Linked DNA regions of Mus musculus: region 1 is linked to region 2. A link is a loop called in an ENCODE intact Hi-C map of the cell type or tissue named here. Cell type or tissue: gastrocnemius. All regions are shown on one strand. Each heading gives the region's core, and the rest is flanking DNA. Links, peaks and the distances in the headings are about the cores only.

What was found. A loop is a pair of places that touch in the nucleus more often than their neighbours do. Peaks named below come from ENCODE experiments on the same cell type or tissue, not always from the same donor. Only the 100,000 strongest peaks of a DNase experiment are listed, where the experiment ranks them.
Region 1: it touches region 2 in a loop (7-fold over the local background); 28 of 42 quality-filtered maps call a loop at or near these places.

The regions. Positions count from the first base shown.
Region 1 is chr6:108,730,030-108,746,627 of GRCm38, reverse strand. It overlaps Gm35359 (a long non-coding RNA gene), which reads left to right and starts at 15,247. Exons shown (of 3, transcript XR_377955.2): 1 at 15,247-15,392. In gastrocnemius, for the core only: a CTCF peak has its summit at 10,289 (motif pointing right); DNase peaks (open chromatin) are centred at 8,034 and 10,287.
Region 2 is chr6:108,407,972-108,424,569 of GRCm38, reverse strand. It overlaps Itpr1 (inositol 1,4,5-trisphosphate receptor 1), which reads right to left. Exons shown (of 62, transcript NM_010585.5): 36 at 13,641-13,761; 37 at 10,617-10,801; 38 at 7,612-7,760; 39 at 6,570-6,681; 40 at 1,205-1,237. Among named protein-coding and RNA genes, the nearest start is that of Gm35165, 56 kb to the left of the region's middle. In gastrocnemius, for the core only: no CTCF peak of the experiment used is centred there; a DNase peak (open chromatin) is centred at 6,891; H3K27ac peaks cover 203 bases.

The DNA.
Region 1 (16,598 bases), core at 7,909-11,908, 320 kb before region 2:
AGCTGAGATGAAAGGATGGACCATGTAGAGACTGCCATATCCAGGGATCCACCCCATAATCAGCATCCAAACGCTGACACCATTGCATACACTAGCAAGATTTTATTAAAAGGACCCAGATGTAGCTGTCTCTTGTGAGACTATGCCGGGGCCTAGCAAACACAGAAGTGGATGCTCACAGTCAGCTAATGGATGGATCACAGGGCTCCCAATGGAGGAGCTAGAGAAAGTAGCCAAGGAGCTAAAGGGATCTGCAACCCTATAGGTGGAACAACATTATGAACTAACCAGTACCCCTGAGCTCTTGACTCTAGCTGCATATATATCAAAAGATGGCCTAGTCGGCCATCACTGGAAAGAGAGGCCCATTGGACTTGCAAACTTTATATGCCCCAGTACAGGGGAATGCCAGGGCCAAAAAGGGGGAGTGGGTGGGCAGGGGAGTGGGGGTGGGTGGGTATGGGGGACTTTTGGTATAGCATTGGAAATGTAAATGAGCTAAATACCTAATAAAAAATGGAAAAAACAAAAACAAAAAAAAAAAAACTACGTACTCTAAGTCAACTCATTTCTTTGAACCTTGCTTTCCCCATATGGAAAGTGATCCCACTAATAGTGCTCATCACAGGGAAGGCTTGAGAGATGCAAAGGACTTGTCCATACCAGACACAAAGCATTCAAGATGTAGAGGCTTCTGTTCTCACTAGAATAATTTCATTTGTGCTGACGGTAGTATTAAAGAGACCAGGCCTTGTTTTAATAGAATTCAGTCACTTTCTATAGAGCCATATAATCTTAAGAATACATGTGACTTTGCCTACTTAAGTACTGGGATCTTGAGGAAACATTCAGGGTTGTGAAATTAAGAATGTGGGTTCTTGCAGAGTACTGAGAGAGATCAGCATCCAAGTCCCTGCACACTAATGCATGTTAGCAAGGCCCAGGGTCACTCAGGAGAGCTGTGGATTCCAGGACACACAAGTGAGGCCAGGTGGGATGAGAACATACTGGGGATGTTCTCTGACGCTCTCTTCCTTCACCTAGATGTTGTGAGTAAAAAATCAGCAAAAACAGATGCTTAACCCAAGTTACTCCAAAAATGAGAACAGACTCATTGCTCACTGCCCTGAGGACATCAATAGAAAAAGGAACTCAGTCACACTCCTATGCCCAATTCTCACCATTCTTGGAGGCAAGCCATTGGAGCAGTCTTTGGGAAACTATACCCAGCAATCACCTAAGGATTCCCACCCAAGAAACAAGGAAAGAAAAGAAGACCCGACAGGTGTCTAAGCTCTCAGACAGACTCTGCTGACGCCGCTGGCTCTGACTGTTTGTTGGGTCCCATCTGGATTTTTTTTCCATGCGTTTATTTTGCTACTATCATTTTAAGCACAAGCACACACAGTGAAACAAAGGAGAAACCTTTAAATACTATGTCATTAAGTTATTTCATTGGTACATGAACATCATAGAATGCACTTACGCAGGCATGGCCTCTGGACCCAACCAACAGACACTATGAATGAGATGTTTGAGGCTCCAGGTGTGATGTGGCTACAGTTGCACAGTTCGCATGTGTTTTCATTGTTGTGTAGCTGAGGATGAGCTTGAATTTGTGACTCTTCTGCCTCTGCTTTCTAAACGCTGCGATTACAGGTGTGCGTGCACCACACGCAGTTTACATGCTATACCCTCACGTGTGCTCAACAAAGGCTTTGCCAACACAGGTCAATTCCCACCCTTGCTGTAGTTTCACTGTTGATGCTGTTGTTTTGAGACAGGATCCTCACTCTATAGCTCTGGCTGACTTGGGTTTTACTCTGCAACCCTGGCTGGCTTTGAACCCATAAGCAATCATCCTGCTTCAGCCTCCTAAGTACCGAGATTTAGAGCCACAAGCCACCACGTGTAACTCAATATACTTTATAAGTAAAACTTGTACACTCGAAAATAGTCACTTGACTGGGAAGTATACAGCGGCAGAGCTCTTGCTTAGGATGGTGGCGGCCCTGGGTTCAAGTCCCAACAAAAAACTAAAGTAAAGTTTAAGCTTAAATAACTATTCAAAGGAGAGTAAGATAGCAGGAACATAGTCTTTTATTCACATTGGTAAATTTTCTGTAGTGTGTATAATTGTAAATACACTTTAGTTTAAAAGTGTTATAATTTAAAATAACTCTCAGTGAGGTCTCTTCACATCAATATCACCAAACTCAATTAGGCAATACAAGTGGGTAATTTATTACTCTGTGAAGTTACATTGGCTACACTATCATAATCATTTGAGATTACATCTCTTTTTTTCATTGCTAGAGATTAAGCCCAGGCCTCCAACACGATAGCAAGTGTCCTACCCCTAAATTATACTACCAGCCTATACTGAGACCACTGTCTCAAATAAGGTCCATTGCTAGCAATATATACTATATATTGCTATACTATATATATATATATATATATATATATATATATATATATATATCCTTTGTCTAAAGTTCCTTTTTTTTCTTCCCATTTTCTTCTGGTCAGCCACCCCACATGGTTCATTGCAAGGACTTTACACAACTCCCTATCCCAGAATGAACAGAAGACAGACCTGCCAGATGGAGTCCTAGGGATTGGCTTAGGGATGGAAATGTAACAGGAGCCAGGCTAGTGACAGTCTGCCCTGGAACACTGGAAAAGATACGCCAGGCTTGCTAAGCATGCGTGAGCCTGGATCTGCTGATGTTCGTCCAGTCCCTGCCTGACAGAGAGCCAACACTGGGGGCAGGATGCCTGAGAAAGAAAAAGAACGGCCTGGGCTCACAGATGCTGGAGTTTGTCTCTCGCACCCAAAATAATTCTACTATTTTTTACCCCAGTATCTCAAACTTTTTTGGTCTCAGGACTTTTCCCTCTTTGCTTTTAAAGTTTATTTATGATCTCTCAAAAATGTTTTCTATATATAGTTGGGGGGGTGTTTTTGAGAGAAGGGCTATGAAGCTCAGCTGCCATCAAATGTGGGACCTTCTTTCTCTGTTGTTTTCCTAAGGAAAACTCTGGTTTGACTCACTGACATCACATAGAAGACCTTCACAAGCACAAGCCAAACCAAATGCCAGCATAGGGAAGGGCAGTAGGCACATAGTCCCACCCCTAGCCGAAGAGCTACTGGCAATCGATAGCAGCTAGGAGATGGAGAGTTATGTTCTGTAAAAGTGTAGCCTTTGCTGATTAAAACTCAGCAGAAGGAAACACATGCAAGAATATATGGTCAACACTAATTTTTTTAATTTTTTTTTCTTTAAAATATGAGGTCAGCCAGGTGTGGTGGCGCACACCTTTAGTCCCAGCACTCGGGAGGCAGAGGCAGGCGGGTTTCTGAGTTCAAGGCCACAAAGTGGTCTACAAAGTGAGTTCCAGGACAGCCAGGACTATACAGAGAAACCCTGTCTTGAAAAACCTAAATAAATAAATAAATAAATAAATAAATAAATAAAATAAATATGAGGTTGACCAGTTGTCTCTTTTATTAAAATCAAAAACTTTAAGTGGCATGTTGGTGGTTTAACTTTAAAAAAAAAAAAGAAAGTTTATTTTATTTATATGAGTACACGGTAGCTGTCTTCAGACATACCTGAAGAGGGTATCAGATCCCATTACAGATTGTGAGCTACCATGTGGTTGCTGGGAATTGAACTCAAGACCTCTGGAAGAGCAGTCAATGTCTTAACTGCTGAGCTATCTCTCCAGCCCACAATTTTTTTTATAAGATGATACAAAGTTGGGTGGGTAGGGAAGGGGGAGATAGGTCTTGGAAAGAGTTGGGGGATGAGTGAATATGATCAATATACATTGTATGAATTTCTCAAAGAAATAATAAAACTTTAAAAAATATAAAGAAAGTTCTGATTTGGTTCATTTGGCCACCAGTCAATACAGAAAACACCTGGTACTTGTTTAAAAGAATTAATATTGAGTGTCCACCTTCCTGACATCATGGTAGGAGCTAGAAACATAACAGTAGCCAACATAGAACCAGATTGGAGTTTCAAGTTTCTTACAGCTTAGTGGGTTACACAGAAACTATGACAGACACAGGTAAAGGCTGACAAAATTGCAGTATGTTTTATGGAGGCCAACCATAAAAAGTATCAAATCAAAAGAATGCCCAAGACTGCTTCATGATTGAGGTGACTTTTGGACAGAAACAAAAAGAAACTGTATTAGTTACTGTTCCAGTTTGCCTTCTGTTGCTGTCATAAAACATGAGCAAAAGACATTTGGGGAGGGGAGGGTTTGTTGCCTTACACTTCCAAGTCAGAGCCTATCATTGAGGGAAGTTGGGGCAGGAACTAAAGTGGAATCCACAGAGGGCCATAGCTGACGAATTTGCTTCCTCTGACTCACACTCACCCTGGTTTTTTTTTTTTGGGGGGGGGGGGTTGGTTTTACAAGACAGGGTTTCTCTGTATAGCCCTGGCTGTCCTGGAACTCACTTTGTAGACCAGGCTGGCCTCGAATTCAGAAATCCACCTGCTTCTGCCTCCTGAGTGCTGGGATTAAAGGCATGTGTCACCACGCCTGGCTCAGCCTGTTTTCTTAAACATTCCAGGACCACCTGCCCGGTGGCACTGCCCACACTGGGCTGGGTCTTCCCACATCAGTTAACAAGAAAACCCTTCCACAGACGTGTCTACAGGCCAGTCTGATGGGGCCAGTGTCCCAGTTTAGAATGCCTCAAATAGCTCTTAGCGGCATCAAGTTGATAGCTAACGCTAACTAGGAGAGTTACTTTCCCAGCTGCTCGTCTCAAACACTTAACAGAAGCATCTTCAAGGAGTGAGGAGTTATTTCAGCTCACAGTTCAAGAGAAGTCCATCATGATGGGGAAGACATCATTGCAGGAGCAGGAGCCAGCTGCTCACATTTCATCCACAGTCATGAAATACAGACAGACGATGCCTATGCTCAATGCCCAATCCTCTACCCTGGATCCCAGAGTGTGGAATAAAACCACTCCAATTCATAATGAGTCTTCCTACCCCAATGAACTAAATCTATATGATCCTCACAGACAGGCTCAGGGGTTTATTTTCATGGTAAGTTCTAAATTGCATCAGCTTGGCATTCAAAATGAACCCTTAAAGTGGCTGGAGAGATGGTTCAGTGATTAAGAGCACTTGGCAGCTCTTCCAGAGGACCTGGGTTCAACTCCCAGCACTCACATGGAAACTCACAGCCATTCATAAATCCAGTTCCAAGCGATCTGATGTCCTCTTTTGGCATCTAGGGTCACTGCAGGCATGTAGTACACAGACCCACACAAGCAAACCACCTATACACACAAAATAACTATTTTTGTAATCAACCTTCAGATATAGGTAGTTATTTAATAGGCAAAGAGTAGAGTAGGGAAAAGGAGGGGAGAGAATATTCTAGGCCAAAAGCAACACATCAGGTATGTTTAGGGAAAGAAACATTGCCAGAGGCAATATAGCTATGTTAAATGTCACTTGGTTCTTGGGCCCTTTGAGGCATTCAACAAGATAAAAAGGAAAGAGCAACAGGTCAGTAAAGGGCAAAAAGGTCTATTGGACATATAGAATTGTCTCGTGGGGTCTGGGATCCAGCGGTGTCTACACTGCTTACTCTCTGTCCTCTCTTCCTCCTAGCTTGTGGGTCAGAAGGTTTCCCTCTTCCCTGCTTGCGTTCAGCTTGGACTAGAGGTTGTTTACTCCTCTTGGAGACTGCTCAGGATCTTATGACTGATGTCACAGTTGATCTCATGACTGCCAGTCTCGTGTCTGTCTTCTTCCTAACAGCTAGAAAGCAAAGGTGGCACGGAATACAACCTGGCAGAACTCAGCTAAGTCACCAGAGCTGTGAGACAGAACATCTACATGAGGCCACCTCATAGCCTGCTGACTGCCCTAGAGAGGAGTTCCTCTGAGTCAGGTGTCCACCACTGGTTCAGTCAGCTGAGCCATGGCTGCAGTGTCATGTGGGTGGCCTGTGGGAAAGGGACTGCTCCGAAGCAATGACTGCTGTGACAAGCACTGCTAGAGAATCCATGAACTCTGAAAGTCACTAGTCATCTGTCCTTGCTACATAGTTGCCTAGAGCACAGCCATTTCCTTTCTATGGGGACAACTCAAAGATCCCTTGCCTTTGCTTGTTCATCTGTGCTTCATTTCAACAGGGGATGTGGTGGTCCGAATGAAAGTGGCCCCAGTAGACTCAGGGGTGGGTAGGTTTCAGAAGCTCAAGCCACGAATAGTGGCTCACTCTCTTCCTGCTGCCCATGGATCTAGATGCAGAACTCTCAGCTACCTCTCCAGCCCCATGCCTGCCTGTGTGCCATCATGCTTCCTGCCATGATGATAATGGACTAAACCTCTGAACTGTCAGCCAGCCCCAATTAAATGTTTTCCTTTGTAAGAGTTGCCATGGTCATGGTGTCCCTTCACAGCAACAGAAACAGTAACTAAGACAGGGGACATCGGGCCAGTGAGGATCTCGAGAAGCAGGTGCTCTGAGGATCTTTAACATGGGAGTGCTCTCAGGGCACTTGTGGAATAGAAGAGACACTTGGGGAAGCTGACTTTCAGGGCCTTAATAAAAATGTGTCAACCAGTGCCTTCGCTCTGGCCATTCCAATTTACCCAAAGCAGAGCAAAAGCATCAGTCTTTAAGCAGACACATTTTCTAGACACTAGATATGGACTGCAGGAAGGAATCTTGACCAATGGCTGGTCAGTTTTCTTCAGTAAATTGCAGTCCTCAGCATCAGCAACATCAGCTGGCTGCTGTCTTCCAGCATAATTCCTAACACCTGGAGAATAATGCTTCCCCCCCCCCTCCTCCTCCTCCTCCACCTCTGCTGAGCAAGCCATGAGGAAGAAATCAATGAACAGCATCCCTCCATGGCCCTGCATCAGTTCCTGCCTGCAGGTTCCAGCCCAGCTTGACTTCCTGCCCTCACTGCTTTGGATCAGGAATTGTGAGCAAAATAAACCCTTTTCTTTTCCCACTCCAAACAAATAAGCAAGCACACAAACAAAACCAAACATGATGAAATAGAGAGAATACAGTAGTTTAATATGTAGGATTGAGGCCATGCTGGTAGCTTAATTTTAAATTGTAATTCCTTCAAGACGCTAATTCTAAACACAGCCACATTCTGAGCTCCTGGAAGTGAGAACTTTGACGTGAATTTGAGGGCACAAAGACAAACAAACAAACAAACAGCAAAATTCAACCCATATCCATGGGGAACACAAAGATGTTATGTCAAGGCCCCAGCCCCAGGAGCACAACATACACAGAAAGGGTATCATGAATCTAACATGCCTTTGGGGGTCTTTATGACATGCCAGGCACCGTGTGCCATCTCTTAAGAGTCTTACTGTCTTGATTCTCCCAGTAACTGCTGAGAAGGGCAGCGGTACACCCATTCTACAGGCAGGAAGACAGAAGTGCAGAGAGGTCAAGATCTTGCCCAAGGTCACTCAGTAGACAGTTGATGAAACTAGCGTCCAAGCCTGTATCTTCGGATTCCACATGGTTTGAAGTGTCTGGAGTCTGCCTCTTGTTGATGTTCATAGCTTCTGAGCTCCATGGTTTGAAACACTCCCAACCTACACCGCAGAGCCATAATTACTGTAATTGCTCGGCACTTTGTGATATTCCCTCCAAGTTACCTGCAGCCCTCTCCCAGGAGAAGGAAACCATCTGGGAAGATTACAGAAGCCCAGATGTTGCCAGGATCCAGAATGGAGAAGCAAGAACTAACATTATTTTTTCCTCCCAGCATTGTCAGAACTAATGCTTCGAGGTCCCTCCCTGAAACTTAAAGCCGAAATCAGAAACTTACTTCACTCTCTGTTTTATTAGCTTGGAATAGGCCCAGGACAAAGTTAGCCAATCAAAGAATTAGAGAGAACTGCAACCAATTACCCTGAAAAATATGCTAAGCCCGAACAGATTTACTCAGCTCTGCTTAGTGGGTGGCTTTATGGGAGGGAGGCCAAGATTTATCATCTGCTTGGCTTTGCCTTTGATTATTCATTGACTGGGAGGACTTTCTCACCACAAGCTGATACTGTCTCCCATCTCAGAAAGAGGGGGTAAACACGGAACACCACACTGATTCATTCCAAACAGAGTGTTTTTAAGAGGAGGGGACTTGTGGGGCTCATGCATATTCCTTGTTTTTCCTTCTGAAGTCACAGCAGGAGATTAATGAAAACTTTCAGTGCTGGGTTGAGGGGCATGGGTGGGAGAGTTTACTCTGATTCCATCAGGGGTATTCACCCAAGGCATAGTTCTTGATTGCCTGCTATAACTCGGGTGCAGTGGTAGAAACTCCTTCTAGTGGTCCCAAATCAGCTGTCACAAAATTTCACAGGTAGGGATGTACAGATGAGGAAACCGATCATGTTGTGCAGTATAGAATACGTTAGCTGTAGTTGTCACAACTTAAATTGTGTGTGTGCGTGTGTGTGTGTGGTGTGCTGGTGAGTGTGTGTGTGTGTGTGTGTGTGGTGTGCTGGTGTGTGTGTGTGTGTGTGTGTGGTATGCTGCACACTCACTCAAAGGTACATGTTTGCACATTTTTGAAGTTCAGAAGTCAATCTTGGATGACATTCCTCAGGAGCTGTCCACTTTAGCCTTTGAGATGAGGGTCTGTCATTGGTACCCAAGCCTACCTAGTTAGGTTAGGCTGGCTGGCCAGCAGGCTCCAGGCACTGGGATCGCAAGTGTGGGGCACCACACTCAGACTTTTAATGTTGGTACTGGGGATTAAACTCAGGTCTCCCAGCTTTCAAGGCAAGCACTTTACCAACAGAGTCCTCCCCTCATCCCTTCCAATCGGAACAAATAAGTGAAAAGCAGCCACAGCAGCCACACGGCAGCTGTTATCAGCCACACACGACTAGTGGCTGTCGTGTAGTAGACCTTGCAGACGTGGACCACTTCTGTCATCCAGAAAGTTTGCCAGACTGCGTCAGAGTCTAAACAGTGTTTCTCAGTCTGTGGGTCATGACCTCTTTTGTGTCAAACAACCCTTTCACAGGGGTTGCATTAGACTGTTGGAAAACACAGGTATTTGCATTACGATTCATAACAGTAGCAAAATTACAGTTATGAAGTAGCAACAACTCTACGGTTGGGGGTCACCACCACATAAGGAACTGTGTAATAGGGTGGAAGCTTTAGGAAGATTGAGAATCGTTGCTCTAGGACCCAGGAGACTTGCTATTGGCTGAAGCAAAAATGGAATTGAAATCCAAATCTCGCCGGGCATGGTGGCACACGCCTTTAATCCCAGCACTTGGGAGGCAGAGGCAGGCGGATTTCTGAGTTCAAGGCCAGCCTGGTCTGCAGAGTGAGTTCCAGGACAGCCAGGGCTATACACAGAAACCCTATCTCGGAAAACCAAAAAGAAGAAAAAGAAAGAAATCCCAATCTCAATGTGAGTTCCAAGTCCTAATTATTCCCATGATTCTGCCACACCCACGTCATCCCTGGTCTTTCTACGAAAGACTGCAACCTACTGGGGAAGCAGCGTTGATCTGTATTGCATGGGAGCTTATACAGCTGCCCTTCAACCGACAGTGGGGTTCGTCCCAAGGGACCTATTTCTATCACAAACATACAGTTGGACATGCAGTAACATACCTGACCTACTGAACATCCCAGCTTAGCGACACAGGACACTGGAGAGTCTCAGCTGTTTGTCATGGCCACCAGAGTGTATCTTACCACATATAGCTAGCCCTGGGAAGATCAAAACTCTAAGTACAGTTTCCACACTATAGCTGGTTTTTGTTTTTGTTTTTTTTTTTTTTTAGCTTTTTTTTAACCCTTAATCAAACCATTGTAAGTTCATGGGTTTATTTCAGAATTGTAAGTTTGTGCGTATATATGTAAGTCAAAACATTGAAAGTGTGTGGGTGTATATTCTTTTTAATAATTTTTATTTTTTTTTAATTTAGGGTCATTTGTTTTATGCGCATGACTTTTACTTGCGTATACATATATGTGCACCACATATGTGCCTGGTGCCATAGAAGGTTTGAAAAGAGGGGTCAGGTCCCTTGGAACTAGAAGTTTGGATAGCTGTAAGTCACTGTGTCAGTGCTGGGAACAGAATCCGCAGTGTTACAGGAAGTAACTGACATTGGTGATGGGAACCAAACTCTGGTCTTAACCACAGCCCACTTCTGTGTTCTTGATGAACTAAGACTTGCTTTGTATCCTAAAGAGCATGCTGTAAAAATGGCTAGAGCAGACCACCAGGTGGCGTCCACAGTCCATGTCTCAGAGACATGAACGTGTACCTATAAGAGATACTCAACAAAGACCCAAATCCCCGAAGTCCTTTCTTCTCACTGCCCAGAAACTTCAAAATGGTAGAAGAGGCACCTTCCTGTATCAGCTCCTACACCTTTAATCTATCATTAAATAACTATATAGGGGGTGAGGACGTAGCTCAGTAAGTAGAGTGCTTACCTAGCATGTCAGAATCAGCCTGAACTCCTAGCACCGCTTAAAAAGCATCTGGGTGGCTCATGTCTGTAATACAATACTGCAGACAGATGCAGGAAATCAGAAATTCAAAATCATTTATGCATACAGAGTGAGTTAGAGGCCTGCCTGGGCTACATGGATTTCTCTATTTAAAAAAAAAAAGAATATGGATGTGTTATATGCATGTGTATGTATAGTCTGTGTATATAATACACACATATATAATACATACATACACATGTACATACATATGTATGTACATACATACCTATATACATACGCATTTGTGTTTTCAAATACATATTTTATTTTATTATTTTTTGCAATACTGTCCATAGAAAGCAGCACCTCATTCACACTAGTCAAATGCTCAACCACTGAACTAAAGAATTCATCCAAAAGGGACTGTCCTTTCCCTGACCTCTCTGCCAATGTCACTTATTCTTGTTTGCTTCTCTTATCTCTATACATAGAATAGCCAGCCAGCCATAGCCATTCAAATCCTAGACACTGATTTACCGACTTCTTCCTTGCCTAGAGCAAGTACACACACGCATGCATACACGCAAACATGCACATGCGTGCACATACCTCATACCTCAAATTTCAAAAATCTGATGGGTCCACTTCCATTTACTCCATCCAAGCTGTCATCCTCTCGTTGTCGAGTCACTGGCACTAGCTCCCAGCTGATCTCCAGACTTCATTTTTCTCTAGTTCATTCTCCTTTGGTACCCAGAGAAGTCCACTAAATCAGAACAAGTCACTTTCATGGCATGGGCCTTGATTGCACATGGTGGCTTTGCTTGCTTGGCTTGTTTGCTTGCTTGCTTGCTTGCTTGGCTTGCTTGCTTGCTTGCTTGCTTGCTTTTCTCCTGTTCACTTGCTTGATGTTGATCTCCTGCATGAAAATATAAGCTCTCAACTTTCACTGGAATTAGCTAGAGAGCTAGCAAGCCCAAAGTTTCAGTATACTTAAAAATTGGAGGAAAATAAGAGCTCCTATCTGCAAACATATTTTTTTTCCTAAGAAAATGGTCCCACTGGTGGTTTATTCCTTACTTCAAAACGTATTTGTCAGTTCTTGCCTTGGACTTTTCTGAAGAAACAAAGCACCCAAGACTAATCACAAAAGCAGCTACACTGTAAGAAGCAGCATGGAGAGCAGTATGGTGATAGAGTCTCATTGCGATAAACCTCAGAAATACCTTAAACCATCTCTAGACCTCCACCCTTCCTCCTCTCCCCAGTGGCCATGCCTCTCCAGAGAGAACACTTAACCAAATTGCTGATGGTCCTTGTTATAGGGAGAGAAGAACTTTGAAAACTCACCATGATTCCTGATCCTTGTAGGAAGTATGATTTCTCAGGAGATGATTGGGGGACATTCAATATAAACTGGGTGGCATATGCTTCTAACTCCAGCTACTCAGGCAACTGAGACAGGAGGATCTCAGAGGCCCACCTGAGCTACACTGAATGCTTATATGTAGGCTTCCCAACTGCTACGATCCAGCACCCACTCCATGGATGGATTGTCTTTTTTCCTTTATTTCAGATGCGGTCTCATTCAGATGTATATCCAGCTGTCCTGGATGTCCTGTCCCTATGTAGACCAAGTTCAACTTGGACTCATGATCTATCTGCTTCAGCTTCCTGAGTGCTGAGATTATAGATGTGAAACATCGCACCCAACTTCTGTTATTATTTCAATATATGTTTGCTGCAGGATATGATGACATAAAATCCAAAATATTATTAAACGAATAAAACCCTATAAAATTCTCAAGCAGTGAGTGGCAAAGAGACCCAGATAAAATCTTGCCTTGATTCTGAAGGCGCTTACTTGAACAAAGTACAAGACATTTGGCACCATCAGCATCAGTACGATAAACTCTTGATTTCTTTGGAGTCTTTGATGAATGACTATGTATTTTGGTGTACAGATTCTGGCACATGCACAAATGTTATGATTGGAGCTAGAGCGATGGCTCAGCAGTTAAAAGTACTGGCTGCCCTTGCAGAGGACCTAGGTTCAATTCCTAGCACCCACATGGCAGCTCACAATCACCTGTAACTCCAGTCTCAAGGGATCTGATTCCCTCTTCTGGACTCTGTGGGCACCACAAAATATCCATACATGTGATTTTATTAAAAATTAAACTGAGAAAAGTTTTCCACCTGAGCAAATGTCTGATAGGACATTTCAAACCTTGGAGGCCATAAAACAGTTCTCTGTCCCACAATCCTGTCCCACACTGACACTCCTAAAGCTAACAGGAAGCCAGAACTTCCCCTATCTCCACATCCTTGTCATCCTTATGACAATCAAAAGCACCCACAAAGCAAACTTCCCATCAGAGTGATGCCATCCTGTTTGATAAATACTTCCCAAAGTCTCACATCTAAGGGGACTTTGGTTCTTGTAAAGCTCTCTATGTGACCACAATGCTCTATGCTACACTCTGCCGCTTACCTTAGACTCAAAGGGTTAGCTTCAGACAATTGGAGTAAATTGAGAAGGCCTGATAGCTCCAGAAATGAAACTAACCTGACCCTTTGAGCAATGAGCTGAGGCTTGACCAGTAGGCAAGTAAGCAAAACTCCCACTCCAAAGAACTGTCAGGGGTATCTGTGACAGGAAGAAACTAGGCCAAGCAATGTCTGGGACATAGCTGTGACGAGGCCTGTGAAGATAGGAATGAGAGTGTGGGGGAGAGATACAAAAGGATTCTACCAGCAATGTCAGAAAGACTCCCAGTTATAGAAGCATCGCCGTCTCTAAACACTTGCAGAAACTTGGGGAGAAAGGCAGGTGAAGGGAGCAGAGAATACAGGTTAAGAACTTGGCTTTCACACCAGAGAGGTTCCAATCCCAGTTCAGTCACCAGTTAGAAGTGGGACTTTGAGAGCTGGTAAGATGGTTCAGTGGTTAAACCACTTTTGCTGCAAGCACGAGGACCAGAGTTCAGATTCACGGAAGCCCTTTAAATGGCAGATGGGCATGGCAGCCTGCCTGCAATTCCAGTGCTCACAAGGTGGAGAAAGCAGATCCCTGGAGCAGGGCCTGGCCATGTGGGCAAGCTCTGGATTTAGTTAAGGAATTAAGCTGGAAAGCAACAGGAGACTCACAACATCAACCTTGGAACTCTTTATACCTGTGCAAACATAAGTATCTGCGCATGTGCACACACACACACACGAATACATGTACACATGCACAACACACACACACGAACACATGTACACATGCACAACACACACACACACACACATTTTAAAGAGAAACAAGACTTTGGACCCATTGTTTAATCTCTCTGTCTCAGTCTCTCTCTCTCTCTCTCTCTCTCTCTCTCTCTCTCTCTCTCTCTCTCTCTCTCCCTCTCTTAAGATAGGGTTTCTCTGTGTAGCCTGGGCTGTCCTGGAACTCACTTCGCAGACCCACCGGGTTAAAGGCATGTGCCACCACTGTGCATTCGCATTTAAACTCTCTTTAACTCAGTTCCTCATCTATAAAATGGGTACTAACTAGTCATGGTCCCTACCCTGTGGGACCATAAGGATCCAGTGAGAGCAGCGAGAAGATGCTTGGCCCAGGTGATCTGAACGCTGCCCAGGAGAAGGAACCCACGGGCTTATTTTACATTTTTACCCCTGAGTCCTGTTTACTAAGCAGATTCAGATTCAACTCTAGTGGAATAAACTGACTGAAGGCCAGCGGAAGGGAGCCATCCTCTACAGTGATTGACCATGAGAGAGGGAACTAGTCCTGAAACCGGAGTGGAAGCAAAGGCCTGCTCTTTACCGAGACAAGGCTCGGTGGGACTGGTTGAAAGAGAAGGAAAACCCCCATGGTGGGTGTAGTGTCAAACAGCTGTAAACCCAGAATTTGGGATGAGGGAGGATCAGGAGTTTGAGGTCAGCTATGGTTACATGAGACTCACTCAGAAGCAAAGAACTAGGGCTGGATGTATAATGGCAGCTGGCTGGGAGCTTCCAAAGAACACACAGAGACCTGGCTTCACTTCTCAGCACCGAGCAAACTGGATGTAATGGCACACTCTTATCCCAGAACTCGCGAGGTGGAGGCAGGAGGATCAGAATTTCAAAGTCATCCTTGACTACGTAGCTAGCTCCAGGCAGCCTGGGTTGCATAGAATTCTGTCTCAAAGGGAGAAGAGAAGGACAACTAGATTGTTTCAGTGCCTAAGCAAGGCTCCTGGGATGTCTACGCAAAGTCAATTATTAGTTTTGATCCGTGGAAGCAACCGATGGCCGAAGAGAAAGCTGTGCAGTCCACCAACAATGAGAAGACACCCAAGGAGCTAGGGAATCACTGGGCATCACAAAACTCTGGCAGAGGTCTCAGCTGGGTCCTAAATTACTCCACTGACCCCGTGTGTGACCCCCTTCTTCCCTCTGCTATTTATGCACACAGGAACTGACAAGGGACCTTACAGTGAGAGGGGGGCTAGCCAGTCTATCTTCCCACCTTACCCGTCCCTCCTCAGCTCTCTGTCTGTTTTTTGCTTTTTTGGTTTTTTTGTTTTTTTTGGTTTTTTTTTTTGAGCATCAGCTGTACTGGCTTCCTTGTTTCTTGAAAATGTCAAGCTCCACCACGCACACACCCACACCACCCACACCCACACCCACACCCACACCCACATGCTCTGCTAATATCTGCTACCTGCTGGGAATCGTTCAAATATCACTTCCTCAGAGACATTGTCCCTGAACCACCAAACTAGGCCTTGATGCTGTCCGATGTGTGAGCCTGCTTGCCCTGTCGCTGCGATTGATGGTGAAATCATCTGTTCAGAGCCTTTGTGGAGCGCAGATACCAAGTCAGATCCATGATCCTGCGTCTTCTGGTATGTCCAGCAGGGGCTGTCTCAGGAGTCACCGGGAGAAAGGACAGTGAGTGGAAAGGGAGGAGTCTCAATTTCAAGAGAAGAGGCAGGGTTTGTCCTAAAATATAATCAGATGGTGGGCCAGGCTTGGGGGTGGGGGTAGTGGTAGAGTTCTTGCCTAGCACATGAAAGTCTGTGTAACTCATCCCCAAATGTAATAAAAAAGTACCAAAATGTAACCAAAAAATAAGGACAAAGAATGGGGAATGGGATCATACCTATGTGGACAAGCGCAAATGTCTTATTTTTTACATATTGACCAATATTCCCTCCGAACAAATACCACTCTTAGGAAGACTCGACCACTAACACTCCTGACTGAATACTTACTTTGCAGTCACCCCTCCCTCCCTGTCAAGGCCTGGCCCATGGGAAATGGTTGCTTTGGCTGTCCTCCTCTCTGGCATGAGAGCTGCAATGGCAAATGCTTTGATTTACTCCCACTCCTCTGTGCAGACTGTCACAAACACAAATTGGAAGTCTGATGTGTGGGTTTCTTTTTTCTTTCTTTCTTCCTTCCTTTCTCTCTCTCTCTCTCTCTCTCTCTCTCTCTTTCCTTCTTTCTCTTTCTTTCTTTCCCTCCCTCCCTCCCTCTTTCTTTCTTTCTTTCTTTCTTTCTTTCTTTCTTTCTTTCTTTCTTTCTTTCTTTCTTTCTTTTCTGTCTGTTGTTGGAGCAAGCTGGTGAGAAAACCAAACCAAACAAAACAAACAAAACAAAACAAAAACTCTCTCATACTAAACCCAGGGGAGAGATGAAAACCAAGACATGCTACATGGACTCTCGTATCCACCTCTTCCTATCCTGATCCCCACCATGTAATTGCCTGTCAAGCTAACATCAGCCATCAAGATACCTGGGGACCATTTTCTGGATCATAAGAAAGAAACTTTATTTCTAGAGTATTCCATTATTTTTTCCCCTCCTTTAACATCTCTAAAGAAAGCTCAGATTTTTCTAGACTCTAAGGCTGGCATATAGCTCACTGGTAAAGAACTTCCCTAATATGTAGAAGACCCTATATTCAATCTCTAAATCACAGGTTCTTTTCCTTGTTAAGAAAGTGGATTGCGGGCTGGAGAGATAGCTCAGTGATTAAGAGCACTGACTGCTCTTCCAGAGGTTCTGAGTTCAATTCCCAGCAACCACATGGTGGCTCACAACCATCT
Region 2 (16,598 bases), core at 5,249-9,248:
ATGTTTTTATATAGAATTCACCTTATAGACCTGTATGAAACTAAACTAGCCACATGTAAGACCTAACTCTATAGTTGTGTGGGCAAAGAGCGGCCATTTACCTCTCTGAATGCCGTTCCTGAGACAGCTAGTCCACATTCATAACCGTGTGTGTTGCTTCAGGTTGCAAATCTGTGGTGCAGCTGAACTTTTCTTAGGTATAATTAAGCCATTTATTAAGGTTTTTCAACTATGAGTGTATTAAACTAAAGTGAAAAGATACTGGATAGCATGCCCATCCTGGGAGTTTCATTCCAAAAAAAAAAAAAAAATCAGATAAAATCCTATCCCAGTGCACTCTACTCATCAGCCAATAAAACCATTAATGTGTACATGTGTGAATATCCTCTTCCCCCCCCCAAAAAAAAATCAATTTTTTTGCTGGTACTCCTTACCAAGTATCTACCACAGCCTAAAATCATGAGGGCTGTAGTAAAATGCACAGAACAAACAAGAGGCAGAAAACAAATCTCCAGTGTGAGATCTACTCATGGATCAGTCAGTTTCCAGGACGTTACTGTAACTACAATGTGACAGGTCAGTATAGGAACCACAGGGTGATATCTTCATTTTTGCATCTACAGGCAGTTCTTCCAGAAGGGAACCAACCCATGGCTGTCGGGGTTTCCTAATATCAGGGGTGGAAGGTCTCATCTAGCACTTTGCGATTGACATTGCCTTGTGAAAATACCTGTGACCCCAAACACGGAAGGATCGACAACACAGAGAACGGACAAGAGAGTAGTGGGCTTGATGGGTTGTTGCTACGTTTTAACAACTTCTCAACAATGTCAATCTATTCTTTCTCTTTGGGTCAGATACTCAACACCAAGCAAAATTCCTTTATGTTAACGTCAGCCGCTTCAGGCATAAGTTAGTGACCAGAGTTAACCAGAGACTCAGTTGAGATGAGGGAACGACTGAAACCTCATTACAGCTTACAAACTCTCTGGAGAATGATGGAATATTCAAGGACAAATGATAAACACTCTGGAGAGAACTGCTAATACAGACAGGACCGGCCCTGCTCACCCCAGAAGGCACACTACACAGAGTCAGACGCTAGACGCATAGACCAGAGAACACGGTACAAGGTTAACTAGAAGGGGGTCATGGAGACACCACCGTGGGACATTAAAAACAAAGAAACCAACAAAGTTAGGACCTCGGCATTTTCCGATTCATCAATGGAAATTTGCTGGAAAAGAAGAAAGGAGGGGAGAAAAAAAAAGATTTGTTAGGAAGGGAAACACAAGAGTGTAAATGTTAGAAAGTTGCAACTGTATGGCTCTGTTCAACCATGACACTGATAGTCAGTGATAGTCACTGATAGTCATTGCTGATAGGCAGTGGCCATTGGAAGGAGTTTACGTACTGAGGACACTGCCACAGCTTGGAATGACATCTGCTCTGGAATAGAATATACCATATGTGCCATGCTTCATGTGCCACAGTATGTGTCACACACTGAGCAACAAAGCTCACCAGTCCATCATCCAAGCATCAAGACAGCCTGGTACCTGCTTATAAAACGAGAAAACTTGAATGGAGTGGGATCGGGAGCTGAGTCCCTAGGGTATGCTTTTCAGAATTAGATAGGAAGGGACAGGAGACTAGAGTACTCAACTCATTTATGGAGGGTCAGGAGCCCAAACCACAGCTGGGCTCAGTCAGATCTGGGATTACCTTCAGGAGGCAGAGACTAACATATCTCAAAACCTGGGATCATTGATGAACAAGAGTTGACATTTGCCCCAGTTGGATTACTAACATGGGTGCACTAGCATCAACTCAATGAGAATTTAAAACCAAACAAAACCAACCCTCACAAGAGAGCTATCTCAGGCACACTGGGTTAAGAATAGCTAGCTGATGTGTAGTTCAGTTACATTTCCTCTGAGAAGTGAAGAGTCTTGTCAGAAATGCTAGTTGCCAGAAAGGCCAAACCTCTACCCATCCAGGAGCTTCCATGATTAGCAGATAATTGACAATTTTAATAAATAAAACCTCTGGCGTTGCCCGAGGTTGGCTCTCTCTGGAACTAACGCAGGGCTTATTGAGAATGGGGAGTGGAATGTTAGATGCCGACATATCCTTTTCCATTAGTTCCCGGCCTCTGATTCTCCTCCAAAGCTCTCTGACCAAGAACATAAACCTAGGTCAGCCTAATAAAAACCGACCCGAGAGAGGCCAGAACGCATTAAGATAACTGTGCCGCTTGTTATTTTCAAAGAGGATCAAGGGGCAGAAGATTTCCCTATGAGTTAGAGATGCAGAACAATCTTTACAATTCTTAGCTAGAGGGATGTTAACTGTTTTCTTAGCTATGGGTGACTTTTAATATGGATTGAAAGCAAACTGTAGTGGGCATTTCATAGGCAGTGTGTTTAGAGTCCTGGTATCATTCTGAAGTTTGACCTCTTTGAAGAAGCAGATACAAGGATATGAGGAGCTTCATACCAAAACCTATTCCAAGATCATGTTAGCAATTATTTTTCATACCTTCTCTATTTTTATGTTTAGTACTTGGTTCTTAGAATTCAGGGATAAAACAGGTGAAATTCGTTTTTTGTTTGTTTGTTTGTTTTCCTAAATTCCCTGAGTGCTTGTCATGGTCTGGAGAGGGTTTGAGTGTATTCTGACAGTTCACACACTGGGACGTTGAACCTCACTGGTGACATGCCTTGGTAAGACCTAGGGGGAGGGCCCAAGGTCACACACAGGGCACTGTCCTTGTATGGAACTAAAAATCTGATATTTGGGTTGGTTTCTTTTATTTCTTTTGGTTTGGGTTTCTGTAGCCCATGTTGGCAGACTCTAGGTAGCTTTTCTTCCTCAGATTCTTGGGTTTTCAGAGGGTGATGGGCATTAGTTACAAGCTGCGCCCTGCATTAGTTCTCTGGAAAGTTATCTGTAACAGCAAGGCAGACTCCTCAATCCCCCTTTGGCTTTCTGTTTCAGAATGTGATTTCTCACTTCAACTACTCAACAGTAGACCATAACCAGAGAACAAATGAATGGGGCTGCCCAATCTTAAGAGTTCTGGGCTCCCAAACTGTAAGTTATAAGTATAACTCCTTTGTTCATTTGAATTAATTAATTAAGGTAGGTAGGTAGTAGGGATTGTGTCTGATAGGCCAACACTCTACCATAAAGCTACCTCAATTTTATAACATAGGCCCTTCAGGTATTTCACTATAGTAACATCACTGTGGCGACAATTGTGATTCATCTACTCCCTGCCTTTGGCACTTCCTAGACTAGCATATTTTGTGGATAGTGAGCTAAACACTCACTAGTCACTATTCTGATAGCTATTCAAAACCATATGTCTCTGATGGTCCTGGGGCAACCAGAATTTATAAACTTACCTCCTACCTAATGAAAGCTTCTTTAAATTGGATGGCAAATCAGAGCTGAGCTGAACCCTAGATATTCCGAGACATAGGATGCTCCTGTGTTTTATGTAGTAATCATATACCATAATGAAAACAACGTTAAGACCATAGGTAAACTTCAAAGCCCTTATGTGTAGTTAATCTGCATGCTTAGGATATGTTGGCGAAACTCTAGGTAACTGGAGTCAGACTGTAGATTTAGGTTCATGGGGCCTTGTTCTTAGCTGTACGATCCTAGACAAGATTCTGAACTTTTCTATGTATTCAACGTCGAGTCTAAAAATAACACTGATGATATTTATCTCCAGGGCTGACCCAAGATAAGATAGGAGACTGTTACCCAAGAGGTTAGCAAATGCTGTATCTGGTGATTAAAAAGTGTAAGGCAACTTTAGAGAGATGCTGGTATATCTGAATCTATTTGGTAATCCAAGGCATTCTTCTCAATGGTCTTTTCTCCCCTTTAGGAAAGTAGACCTACATGAACACACCAACACTTTTAGAGTAGAATAATAAGGAATTGTTTCAAACTTCTTTCTCATCTGTGACCTTGATGAAGTCCTGAAGTTGAACGGAAAGGGAGAGAGGAGCAAAGGTACACAAAGCCTCTTTGTCTATGGAGACTGCAGCTTAGGGCAAAGGATACAGAAATGGCCTGAACCAAAAGATGCAGCAGAAGAGAGGCAGGAAAGTGAAACTGGGCTTCTAGCTTTGACCACATGGATTCTCCATGTGACCCTGGGCAGATAGCTCATCCCAGCCCAGGTGCTTCTACCCAAGGGGGGTGGGGTGGGGGGGGTTAATGAGGCAAAGCCTGAAGCCTTGTCTAGATCTGATTCTGTGGCTATGAGGACTCAAGAAAGGGCAGGGAAGGAGGACTGTAGCAAATACCCTTAGGAAGGTAGTAGCCATGACCACATCCCTCATAAGGGGCAACCAGGAGGAAAAGTGTGATGAAAGCCTAGGAGAGTCCTCAGCACAGGGGCAGGGACAACCTCATTGATAAAAACCCAAGCCAACTGGTTTCCTTGAAAAGAGAAGGTTAGTGCTCTGGCTGTGAGTTTTTCTACCCTTGAAAATATTGGCCTGCCTATGTGTCTGTCGTGCTTCTTCACTACACCAAGAACAGCTAGGTAACCTGTTGAAATATCATCAAAGAACCTTAGTGAGACAAAGTAATTAACCAGACAGAGGGAAGCAAAAACACTTTCATGCCTCCTGCCCATTTCAAAATTCCATTAATATAAATGGGTAAGTAGCATTTTCAAATAGCCAAAGCACTAGGGCCAGAAGTTCCAGGATGAATTGCAGGTTCCTAGAGCATCTTCCTTGGTTTTGTGGTCTTCCCACTCTAGTTTACAATGTTCCCAATTTCCTGAAGTGGGGATGATTCCAAGCAGTCTGGAAAGAGACGTCAGCCTCTGGGCTTGGGCATGTCTAGTTTCTTCACCGGCTACAAAGGAAAGTGAACTGAGGCCCAAGAAACTCTTTTAACCTCTGGGCATTTACTCTTTTGTAGCATCTTCTACCTGATACCCATCAGTCTTTCTCTGCCCACTCCACCCCAAAGATGCCCTTGGTGTCTCTCTTCCCATCCCTTCTCCTATCAATTAAAACCTACCCAGGTGCCCATGTGTGTATATGGGCAAGTCATCTCATCGTTTCTCACCTGGACTAAGGCGCTTTGCATCTACTACTTATATTTATATGCTTCTGCCTATCAGGTTTCGTCCACGAAATCCTGATTTAGTGAACAAGCATTCCCCTTTAAGTTTACACACTATAAACATTCAGAATGAAATTATATATAGTTTCGTCTGTTGGGTTGGTGTGAGACAGGATTTCCTGTATTCCAGGCTTGGCCTGGAACTCTATGCAGCCAAGGATGACCTTGAACTTTGGGTCACCCTGCCTCCATTTCCCTAGTGCCATGATTACAGGCATGCACCAAGAGGTACATCTAGTATCATGCAGTGTAGGGTGTCAAACCCTGCTTTGCACATGCCGGGAAAGCATCTTACCAAAAGGGAAACCAGCAGAGGGCTACGGCACAGTGACGACTTCACTTTTCTGTTTCTCTCTCTCTCTCTCTCTCTCTCTCTCTCTCTCTCTCCCTTACTTTTTCTTTTTTCCTTTGAGATATGTTTTCTCTGTGTATCACTGGCTGTGCTGGCCTCTGAGTCAAGAGATCTGCCTGCCTGTGTCTACTGAGGGCTGAGATTAAAGGCGTGGGCCATCACTCTGCCATGTTTTCTTGTTCTTATTTGGGGAGCATCATTTGTCAGGTAAGCTTCTAGTGAAAGACCTTGCATAGGCTGAAGGGTGAGAGTTCAGCAGTCTGTCATACGTATAATAATTTGGTTATCACCCTCTATTCTGACAGGGAGAGAGGTGGTTTAATTACCAAGCCTTCTTCCCAGGGCTGACCAATGAGTTACTGGGTATTCTGAAAGGACAGCGAGACCAGGAACCATTGGTAAAAGTGGCTAGCAATTAGTGAGTGTGTTATTACCTACCCAGTGACGGTTGGTGGCATTGAGACTTATGCTTAAGATTCCTTGCTGGGTAAGAGAATGAGCACCAAGATTGTTCTTGCCCTACTGTGCCTCACATGGGACACATGCCAAATGCCTGCTTTCTCATCTACCAAGAAGTACCAGGTCACAGGAATTGTCCATTTCTCAATCTCCATCAGAAGTGGTGACATGCAAAGAAACCAAGCCTTCCTTCTAGTTAGAACTCGAGGGAGTTTCGTGAGGAGCTGGAAGGATTGTGAAATCCCCATCGGAGAGCGGTAAGCCAGCCCACAGGTGTGCTGAGGTGGAACACAAGTCCACAGATCCGGACTGATACACAAGACGCTATGCCTCACTGGGAAGTTCACTAGGCAAGAACTTAGAACTACTTCCTTGGCATTAGGTTATGTGGTGAGGTGTCCATGAGAGACAACTAATAATATTTATATTTGACTTGCAGGAAGGCACTCATATGATTCAGTGATCATCCAGGACAAGAGAAACAGCTTTAAAAAAAAAATTAAACTGCCAGCCAGTAACTAAGGGGCTTCCACACACTCTCAAACCTTAACTTTAATACACAGCATAATTTGAACGGGAATATAAAATGCAATACCTTCTCTCCATAGCCTCTGTCTTTGGTCATCATTTCCCTGAGGGTCTGTAAGACTTTAATGCATAGTTTCTCTTCATTCTCCTCCAGCAGTTGCTTGGTATGTTTTATTAGCCTGAATAAGAGAAAACGGGGGTGACATCTTAAAACCATCCTCCAGCTAAAGACATGCCACAAGTATTCTGATCTAACTAGTCAGTTAAAGAATGAACATTTAAGAAGGGTTCCTACTTTAAATACACTTCAACGCATCCACACACTTAAGAGCCAGTCAGCAGCCATGTCTCACACACGACACCTGCTGGCTGGGAGCAGATTACCAGGCTGGCACGGCAGGAGCTGGACACATAACAACGGGAGGTTATACCGAGTGGAGAAAGCAGACAGAGCCCTGCTCATACGTGTGGTTAGTTATCCACTGGGTATTGCTGCTAAGCTATGCCAGCAGGACATTTTTAAGGACCCCACTCACGAGGATGATGGCTGGGGAAAGACACTTTCGGTATCCATAGTCTCCTCGTCAGAGGAGCTTCTAGGGCAAAGCCCACCTTCCACACAGAAAAACAACTCAGCTCAGTGAAAAGTCAAATGGGAATATTTATTTATTTATTTATTTATTTATTTATTTATTATGTCAAAAGACTGGTGACTTCTTTATAGTTTATGGCCCACATGGCATAAACTAAGAATCTAAAAGCATGTTAGGCAAAGATAGTGAGATCATTGCAGGTCCAAGACGTTAGAGGGCCTGGAGGGTCATGACAGTTTCCTGTTTGTTTGTACCACACATGGTAGGCGTTTGCTCCCAACTTGCTAAGTAGAGAAAAAACCCAAAAGGGCATGCGGTTCAAACGGAGCGGGAAGTGTCAGTAACTAGGATCTAACAGACAAGTTTGTTTTGGGATGGTCAGAAACAGGACTCTAGTATCTAACTTAAGCCCATGAAGTTAGAAACCGGCCAGCGGCTCCTCCTTCAGAAACAGGGGCTCGGCCTGGTCATCAGGGGTTCCTGGCTACTGACCACGTCAGAAGGGAGGCTGCTTACTTGCAGATGAAACCTCCACTCTCACATTTCCTCCTGGCATCCGTGTTCTCGGGGAAGAGCAGTTCTGGTCTGTGTAGAACATCCACGAGCACAGACAGCTCAGCCTGCACCAGGGGCCTGAGCCGGTCCTCTAGGGCAGACACGATGTCCTGGAATGAGAGTGTGCCTTGGTCAGCAGCTCGGGAGGAAGCTGGCTGGAATAGGATGAGCCTCTACCTATCTCTGCCTGAGCCTGTGGTACAGGCTAGGCTGTGTTAGTGCGGCTTTAGCATTGTCTCCCATTATTTCCAGTTATTAGATACTGTCCAGTGGTTACCGGAAGCATCGCCTCCCAATCCAGAAAACAAAGGACAAATACATCAACCTGTTCTGCACCTCTTCATCTGAGACAGTTTATGCTATCAGTCGCCATTCTACGTAGTCATAAGCACAGCACACACAAAAACAAGTTTAATGGTGTCAAAAGATGTCTGCAGTATGAGCTTAGAGCAGTCAAGCAATAGTATGGACTTTACGACACGGTTTCAAGGACAATATCCATAACTAAAAGTGCATACCAAATCCCACTAACACATCACCACTGGTTTTCTCTGGGTGGCGAGGTTACAGGGGAGTCTAATATTCTGCTACATAGTTGCTAGTGCTGTCCGATCCTTAGCAATGAGCACAGTTTACAGAATAATCATATAAACATGAGAACACAAATGAATGAACATGCTGTATCAACATGCTAAAGACATGTACCCTGATAGCATGATGGTCTTCAAATGCAAAACACACAGCTGTAGGAAAGGAAAACAGAGAGAAGTTGAAAGAGCCACCAATCCAACACAACAAACACCATTTAAAGGCAAATGATAGGAAACAGACGAGGACCCATCTTCAAAAGATGCCGCAGCCTGGCCCCAGGCTTGCTGACTCAGCGTTCAACTAGCAACATGCTAAGGCTGGAGAAGAACACAGCACAGTGCGATTTGTATGGGAAGAATGCCCCATTTTAATGTTTTTCTCTTTTTCCCCCCCTCTTGGGGGGTGTTAAGAAAAGGGACTGAAAGATCTTGTATATAGAAACTCAATTTAAACCAGTTAAAGATAGACTTGGCTTGTGTTTAAGGGACTCTGTATAATGGTAACAGGGCAATAATGTTTAGGACACAGAGATGCAGAATTAGGTGATTGCTCCTGGTGAGGGAAAGAGTTCCCAACAAGATCCTAAGAAGCATAATGCAGATTTCCTACTTGGTACGGCTTTCATGGGAGTGAAGAGGAAGGTCCCACCAGCTTTCCTAATAGCATGCCTTTGAGGCCCACTCTTCTTCCTCTCCTCCGCCCCCTTTCTCTTTACTCCTTCTTGATCCTGACTCTAACACAACTGAAAGCACTTATGGGGGTGAGGGTGGAAGCAATTCCTTAACATTCATTAACGTACTGCATGAAGCTGTGCATCTTTTGAGAAGTCTTCATTTTTATGTTGAAACGTGTTTGTACTGTATTTTCAAATGTATGACATTCAGCATTCAGAGAGTGACTGTGAAAGCAACAGCAACTGTGAGAGTGAGAGCGAGAGAAAGAGAGAAAGTGAGTGAGCCAGAAGGAGAGAGGGAGAGAGAGGGAGAGAGTGAGCACACAAAGCAATGAGTTGGGGAAGATGAATGTTGAGAGAGAGAGAGAGAGAGAGAGAGAGAGAGAGCAGGTGAGGATTACTACAGAGGTGACGAGCTGCCAGGAAACTGTCCTTGTTACAACTTTTGCTGCACAAGGACATCGAATGATGACAGGGACTCGGGTAATACATTACTGCAACATCAGGGTCTTTTAAAGCCCTGACAAGTCTTTGCAGCGAGTATGACCTGCCTATGCATTCTGTTCCATTTCTCAGGATACCTATTATGTCTGAGGCAAGATGCTGCTATGTTTGCAGATAACTGACGTGGCCTGTGTAGTCAAGAAAATACTGTTTGTTCATGGAGCATCGAGTCTGTTATTCCTCACCTCTCCCGAAGCACAGAAGGTTGGGAAGCCCTCCTTTAGCTACACAGTTACATTTGCTTAGAAACACCTTCTACCATAGGAAAGACTCCGGGCCTTTCCTTGACCCTGTAGCTCTGCTGGCTGCCTAGCCACAAGGACTGCATCTGTTCACAACGGTAGCCTTCAGCAGGATGCTTCCCACTCTAGTTCTTAGATAGGCATCCCTTGTCCCTACCCTAACCCCTGTCCAGATTAGCTTTCCTGAAGGCACTTGAGGTTTACACGTGTAATTAGCTGATCCGTGGCCATGCCTCTTCCAAAGCTCGAGGCTTTATGAAAGGGGGAGGAAGGGGCTTTTCTCACTACGTATCACCAGGGCCCAGGGCTGAGAAATCAATCAGTACATTTATTTGTCATAAATTACATAAATTATGGAGCCACAGGGTGACTCAGTTACTTTTCCTAATGATAGCAACTTTTATAACCACAACAGTAACCTTAGGCATTGTAAGAGAAGCCCTTGAGTGCTCACTATACGGTATGCCAGGCACTGTTGAAGGGCTTGTGCTTTCCAATGGCAGCCATTTCTCTAGTTCACACATTGTTGTAGCTCGACATCCTTCCCACTGAATGGTGGTTTGAATTTCCCTCCTAAGAAATGGAGTGTCCCTCTGAGACTGCATAGACCAACAGAGGGCAGCAGAATGGATGTCTAGTGACATCTTTAGAGCTAGGGTGATAAAGACAAAGGTGTTTCCAAGTGGTCCCTAGAAATGTTTATAGACTCAGCTGTCACAGTGTGAGGAGGCCTATGCCACCCAGGGACACTCTATATAGACTTCAGACAATAATTATGGCTAATGCTCAGCATCAACTGTCTGCCGTGGAACCCCTTCTGGGAGTTTTTGTTTACCAAAAGACCTGGTACTCCTGGCCCCACAAACCTCTTCTGTGTAGCGGAGCTTGTATGTTTTGTGGCTTCAGAAAATACACTTCTCAAGTTTAAGTCCACTTCTTCCAGCCTCAGACTTTACCTGTAACCTCTCAATGATATTTCGGTAGTCTCTGGATGCTGCCAGTACAGAGTCTCTGCGAGCGGCGTTTCGGGCTGATAACCGCCAGTTCAGGGCTGTTTTCTGCACAATGTTGTGGGACTTCAGGAAGAGGTTGTTGACTTGGCTGTCCAGGTCAACAGGAATGGCTATGGCCCGGCTCTTGGCTGCAAAAGAGACGGATGACTCATGAGTCTACAACAGTCTGGGAAGCAGGCTAGAATCCTCATGGCCCACTAGACAGATTTTTCTACGCCTATAATGGGCAAGTATGTATGGTCTGGTGAAGAGAGAGAGGAAACTCAACTTTTAACCACAAATGTAAACTCTGGGGACTTGTACCTACAGACACTGAAATGGTTCCAAGCATTAACACTTGGGGAAGACATGTTAACAGCTCAACACCAGTTTAAATGAATGGCTGGCTTCTTACGAATGCCCGGGTGCTTGTACATTTTAAGAAATATCTGGACAAATAAGTTGGTTGGCCAAGAAACTGTTTTCCTCAAAATAACCAATTTTGTTGTTCTACAGAACAGCCTACAGAAAGCAAACTTCCACTGACCAAGACACAAAACAGCATCTGCACTGGAGGCTCCTCCTCTTTCCCTCCCTAACAAAGGACAACGCCACGCTCCCCCATGAGGAAACAGCGCTGAAAACCAGCACAGGGCCACCTGAGGACACTTGGCCAGTACTTGTTTGCAAAGGCTGGTGAGGTCATGAGTAACAAGGAAAAACAGAAAAACCGCCCCAGACCAGACTGGGCACATGACAATGAAGTGTGTGACAGGAGTGGAGGTGTGCCCAGTGCGGAAGAAGGACATTCATGGAGACATTATGAAGTCTGAGTCAGGCCTGGAGTTTAGTTGGTGGTAACGTACCACTGTCATTCTTCAGCTTTTGACAATGTGCACTAATAACGGCGATGCTGAGAGTGGAGGAAGAAGGTGAGACTTACAGAGGAGCCCTACTGTATCTGTTTTGTAACTTTCCCACGAGTCTGAAAGTATTACTAAGTATAAGTTAAGGAACCTAAGGTGAACACTTCTGGTTTCTGTGTAGGGAACCCTCCCCAAACCAATGGAACCATTTCCTATCTTCACGGATGCTTCAAAACACTGGAAACAGAGGGAGTGTTCCCCACTGCCTGTATCTAACGTTGAAAAGAGCTGGAACGCTTTGAAGGATGGGCTAGAGAGCAACCATTTTTCTCTTAATGGGAACATATAAGGCACACGAAAAGAATCAGTAGCTAGCCAATAATATCCTAACAGTTTATTAAGTGGGAGACCCTGGGAGAAATGTACAATATAAAAAAGCAGGGGACATGGTTCACGCTTATCTGTTAGAAAGTCTGTGCCCTGACTGACCTATCTAAAACCGAAAGGGATACACAGGATTTTAGGTACACTTTGACTCAGGAGGCCATTCCCAAGAGGCACGATTGGGTCTGGGAAGGGACTAGGCTGCCTCTTCTCCAGATATCACACAAGCATCGGCTCTCTCCTCTATTTTTGTTTCCTCGAATTTCCCGGGACTGATGCGGGGCCTCGTGTAGACTAGGTGAGCTCTCTACCGCTGAGCTGGCTTCCCGCTGTCTCCATGTCACTCCTGCTGAGACTACTGAGCCTTGTAGCTTCTCTGACCAAGTGTCAAGCTGCCCATGAAGCCAACAGCTTCCTTAAATCAAAACCAATTAACTTGTGGGTTAAGGACTTACACAGACATTTTGGCCTGAACAGCGTATTTCATCTTTATGAATTGCTGTCGAGTCTGAAGAAAGCATAGGGCCATCCAGGCATTCTCTCAGCCTAATCGCTCCCAACACACACACACACACACACACATCAACACCCACACGCAGGCACACTCATGTAATACCTGTCAGCTGAGACTGTAACAGAACAGGAATAAGGCAGGGCCTAAAAAAACCAAGGCAAGGAGTCCTCACAAATACAGCCTCTGCTTGCCCTAAGTTATAACATGGAGGAGATGTTCATCTTCTGGTCACTATGAAAGCTCTCTTTCCCATAAATCCTATCCTTTCCCAAGGACATCGTTTCTGAGAAGTGTGCTTGTTGCTTGCCAGGATCTGGGGCTCTAGTTCAGTCACAAGACTTCTCATCTGAGTGGGAAAGCTTATTCCTGTGAAGAGAACTCATGGAAGGTATAGAGAGGAAGAGGTCAGAAGACTGATTTAAGGAGATGTAGACGTAAAAGAGGAAAAGTGCTCAGGCAAGGGAAGGCTAGACAAAGGCTGGATAACGGGCAGTTGCAGGATAGTAACAATATATAGAGATTTACCAACTAGTTCAAACCTAGTAGAAGAAAGAAATCTGGTTTCTATGGCAACAGGAAGCCAATTCCCCTGACAATGCTGTACCCCAAAACATGTACAGTGATAGTACCACTTAAACTTTTTTCCTTTGGAAAGAGCTGAGGTGTAGTTCAGGGCTAGAGTGCTTGCCTAATATGGGATAGGCCAAGGTTCAATAACTAGCATTGCAGAACGCAAGGATGGGGAGGGATAAACAAGTGCCTTTTAGACTGGCCTTGAGATAAGAGTCTTGGGGGTTGGGAAGCAAAGAGGGAAAAGAGAAGCAGCCACTTCATAGAGAGATGCAAACAGTGCACCACTTGCGGGAAAGGGTGCTCTTTGGGATCTTAGGGGTGCTTCACAGGAAGAAAATTTCCACGTAGCAAAATGCATCTGCTGGAGTAAACAAACTCGTGCTATGAATGAGGGACTTCCCAGGGTCTTGATAGTCTTGATGGATAGTCACTTGCCAAGAGCCGTCTGGCTTTGATCTACGGAATCTTGTTTTTCAAGGATTTACTGTTTCTCACTGTGCTGGCTTGGCAAAGACAGAGGCCAAGGAGTCAAGAGCTCGGCTCTGGGTCTGGCTTTGCAGCTTCCTTCCTTGGGAGAGCTGCGGCTCGGCTCGGTAAACAGCAGGCCACTCATTTTCATCCCGCCACATCCAGACGGATTGGCTGCCTTACCTACGTCAGAGAGCACCCGGATGCAGCTCTCCACCGAGGCTTTTTGGCTCGGCATCAGCCAGTTGCAGTGGTAAACTCGGAACACGCCTTGCAGGAGTTGCACAAAGACAGGCTGGCGGGTCTATAAGAGAGAGAGGCGAGGTGAAGAAGGCTGCAGAACACAGATGGCCTGGCTAGAAACAGAGGCTGTCTGGAACCCTCCACATCTTAGTGGGAGGATTCCAGAAGGGTCAAGGACTGGATTCCAGAATGTGTCTGCTTTGGTGTAGATGTTGACTATCCCCTAAAGAGCTATGTATTAAAGGGACTGGTCTTCAGACTGGTACCATAGGAAGGAGGTGGGACCTAGGAAGAGGTCCTTCGGGCATCCAAAGGACAGGGGGTGGGACATTGCCCTCCTCCTTGCTATTGTTGCTTTCTTTTTATGATTGGTTGAACATGTCTACCCCATCAGACACTCCTGCCATGATATGCTGCCTCACCGCAAAGCTTTGGGGAAAAAAAAATTAATCTTTTTTTGTTTGTAACTAAATTAGTCTGTTTTTTTTTCATCATATCAACAGAAAGCTGAAGAACACAGTGCCTAGATGGTGAGAGAAGCTCAGGAGCATTTTAAAGCAATAAAATAGTATCACCGACTTCATGTTACTTATTTTAGATGCATTTTAAACTTGATATTATCTAATGAATTCTGATCACCAGAGTGAGCAGGGAAATCAAACGCTCCAAAGCAGTAAAGCCACGCAACTACGAACCAGATGAATTAACCCAGGTCAGCGATTTCACCCTGGTGTGAGTGGCCCCCAGCATGTTAGATGTACCACAGTCACTTAGACCAAACTCTCCTTGAAGCACCATGTCCCAAGAAAAGCTCTGACCTCATGATTCTGCTGCTGCTGCAGCGTCCCAACAGCTGCACTACAGGTGCAAACCACCATCCTGAGCTAGCATCTGTATGTCCAATACTTTGTTTGCTTATTTAATTTACTTATTGTTTAACTGTATGCATTCATGTGTGTCATGGGGAGTCAGTTCTGTCCTTCTAGCATGGGAGTTCCAGGGATCAAACACAGGCCTACTAGGCATGCTAGCAAGTGCCTTTATACTTGAGCCATTTCACTGGCCCTAGACACTATATATTTTTTTTTTTTTTTTTTGGCTTTTTCAAGACAGGGTTTCTCTATAGCCCTGGCTGTCCTGTAGACACTATATTTTTAATTCACAAAAATGGAATGCCAGATGGATGTCAGCAGGGACGTCACCTCTATCCTTATTTATGACAGTCTCTTTGATGGTACAAAGACAACCCAGCTGTAATGGGTAGTGACAATAAATATCCATTTAACCCAGAGCACGGGCACAAGCCAATTGCTTTCTATGAGAAGACCTCTCTTTGGCCTCATGAGAAGAACTAAGTTTGCACTCCTTTTAAAGTAAGAGCATGCATACAGCTAGTGAATTAGATACTGACTTTCTGAATGCTTTTTAAAGTAGGGATTTCTTATCTCTATTCATGTGACATTTTTCTCTTTGGACATGCCAGGCAAAGGTGTATGGTGAGCTGCACCAGTCATCTGTTTGGGGCAGATAACTCATTCGGCTGCACTAAAGTGCATCGGAAAGGAGTAAAGAAAGAGGCGGTGAGAAATCTAAAGGGATTTCCATGGTGAGAGGGAACCAAGGCAAGTGCTAGAGGAGAAAGAGAGCCTGTTTTAAGAAAATGAAACAGAGGAATAGAATTTTCAGTTCCCCCCTACAAATGCGGTTCATGTATCTTCCCATTGTTGGGTGCGTGATACAAGCCAGATGTGTCATGCATGATCTCATTTGGACCTGGATAATAACTATGTGACATGGAAGTTACCTTTGTGTTCTAGTATAAGACAAAGGCTGGGCAAGGATAAAATTATCCAAAACTGCTAAGAGAGGCCAGCAGAGCGCTGACTCAACCTCTTCTCCCCATTCAGGTCAGCTGGGACTGGAATCTTCCGGAAGAACAGCCTGCCCTGCGCTCCCAACCACCCAGCAGCAAGCTTCAGTACTCATAGAGGTCAAGGGGACAGGGAGCCAGAGGAATTGGCCAAGGAACCTAGAGTCAGTTCCTATGGCTGTGGCTTCTGCTTAACCTCTGAGTTTATAAAGGGTCCCAATCGAAAGAGCTACCTGCCCCGAGTCCTTGCCCCTGGCCTGCCCCTGTGCTAAGAACTGCGCGAGTATCTCATTTAGCCTTAGAATGACCCTGTGAAGAAGGAAGGGGCATTATTATAAATGCTGAGCTTGAGACGAGACCCCTATAGTCTAAGTCACGGAGAAGTGTTCCTTGGTTAGTCAATTCACACGAACCAGTGTTTATGAGCCATCTGCTTCCTCCTGTCTGATACCTGGGCATATAAAGGTGACCGAATGAGTTCTCAGTAGTTGCCTCCTAACTGAAAAATGTGACAGGCAGCATGGTGACATCAGCTCACTTGACTTCTTAGCCAAAAGGACAGGGCTAGTCCTATAGTCTATTCATTGTTTGATTGGGTAAAGAGTGATACAGGGACTCAAGGATACATGTAATTTCAGGAGTTATCCACAAGGGGGCACTGCTGGAATGTGGTGGAACCTTTGATAGGTAAGGCACTGTGGAAGGGACATTGGGACAGTGGCTCCTTTTCATTTCTTTCTCCTTTTTCCCTTCCTGTCTTCCCTCTGCCCACCTTTCTCCCCATGCCTCCAGTTGCAGGCACCACACTGTAATGTGAAATAGTCCTGCAGTCCTACTTGGTTATGAATCCTATCCCTATCCTATCCATAACTGCGCCTTCCTCTGGCCTCTCAGCTCCTCTCTTGAACCATTCATGTTCCCTCCAGGCCCCGCGAAGTCCCTTCCCTGCCCCGGCTAAGACTTTATTTTTAATCTTTAGCCATTTTATCCTTCTGAGTCTCAGAGCTCAAGTACTAACTCAAAAAATT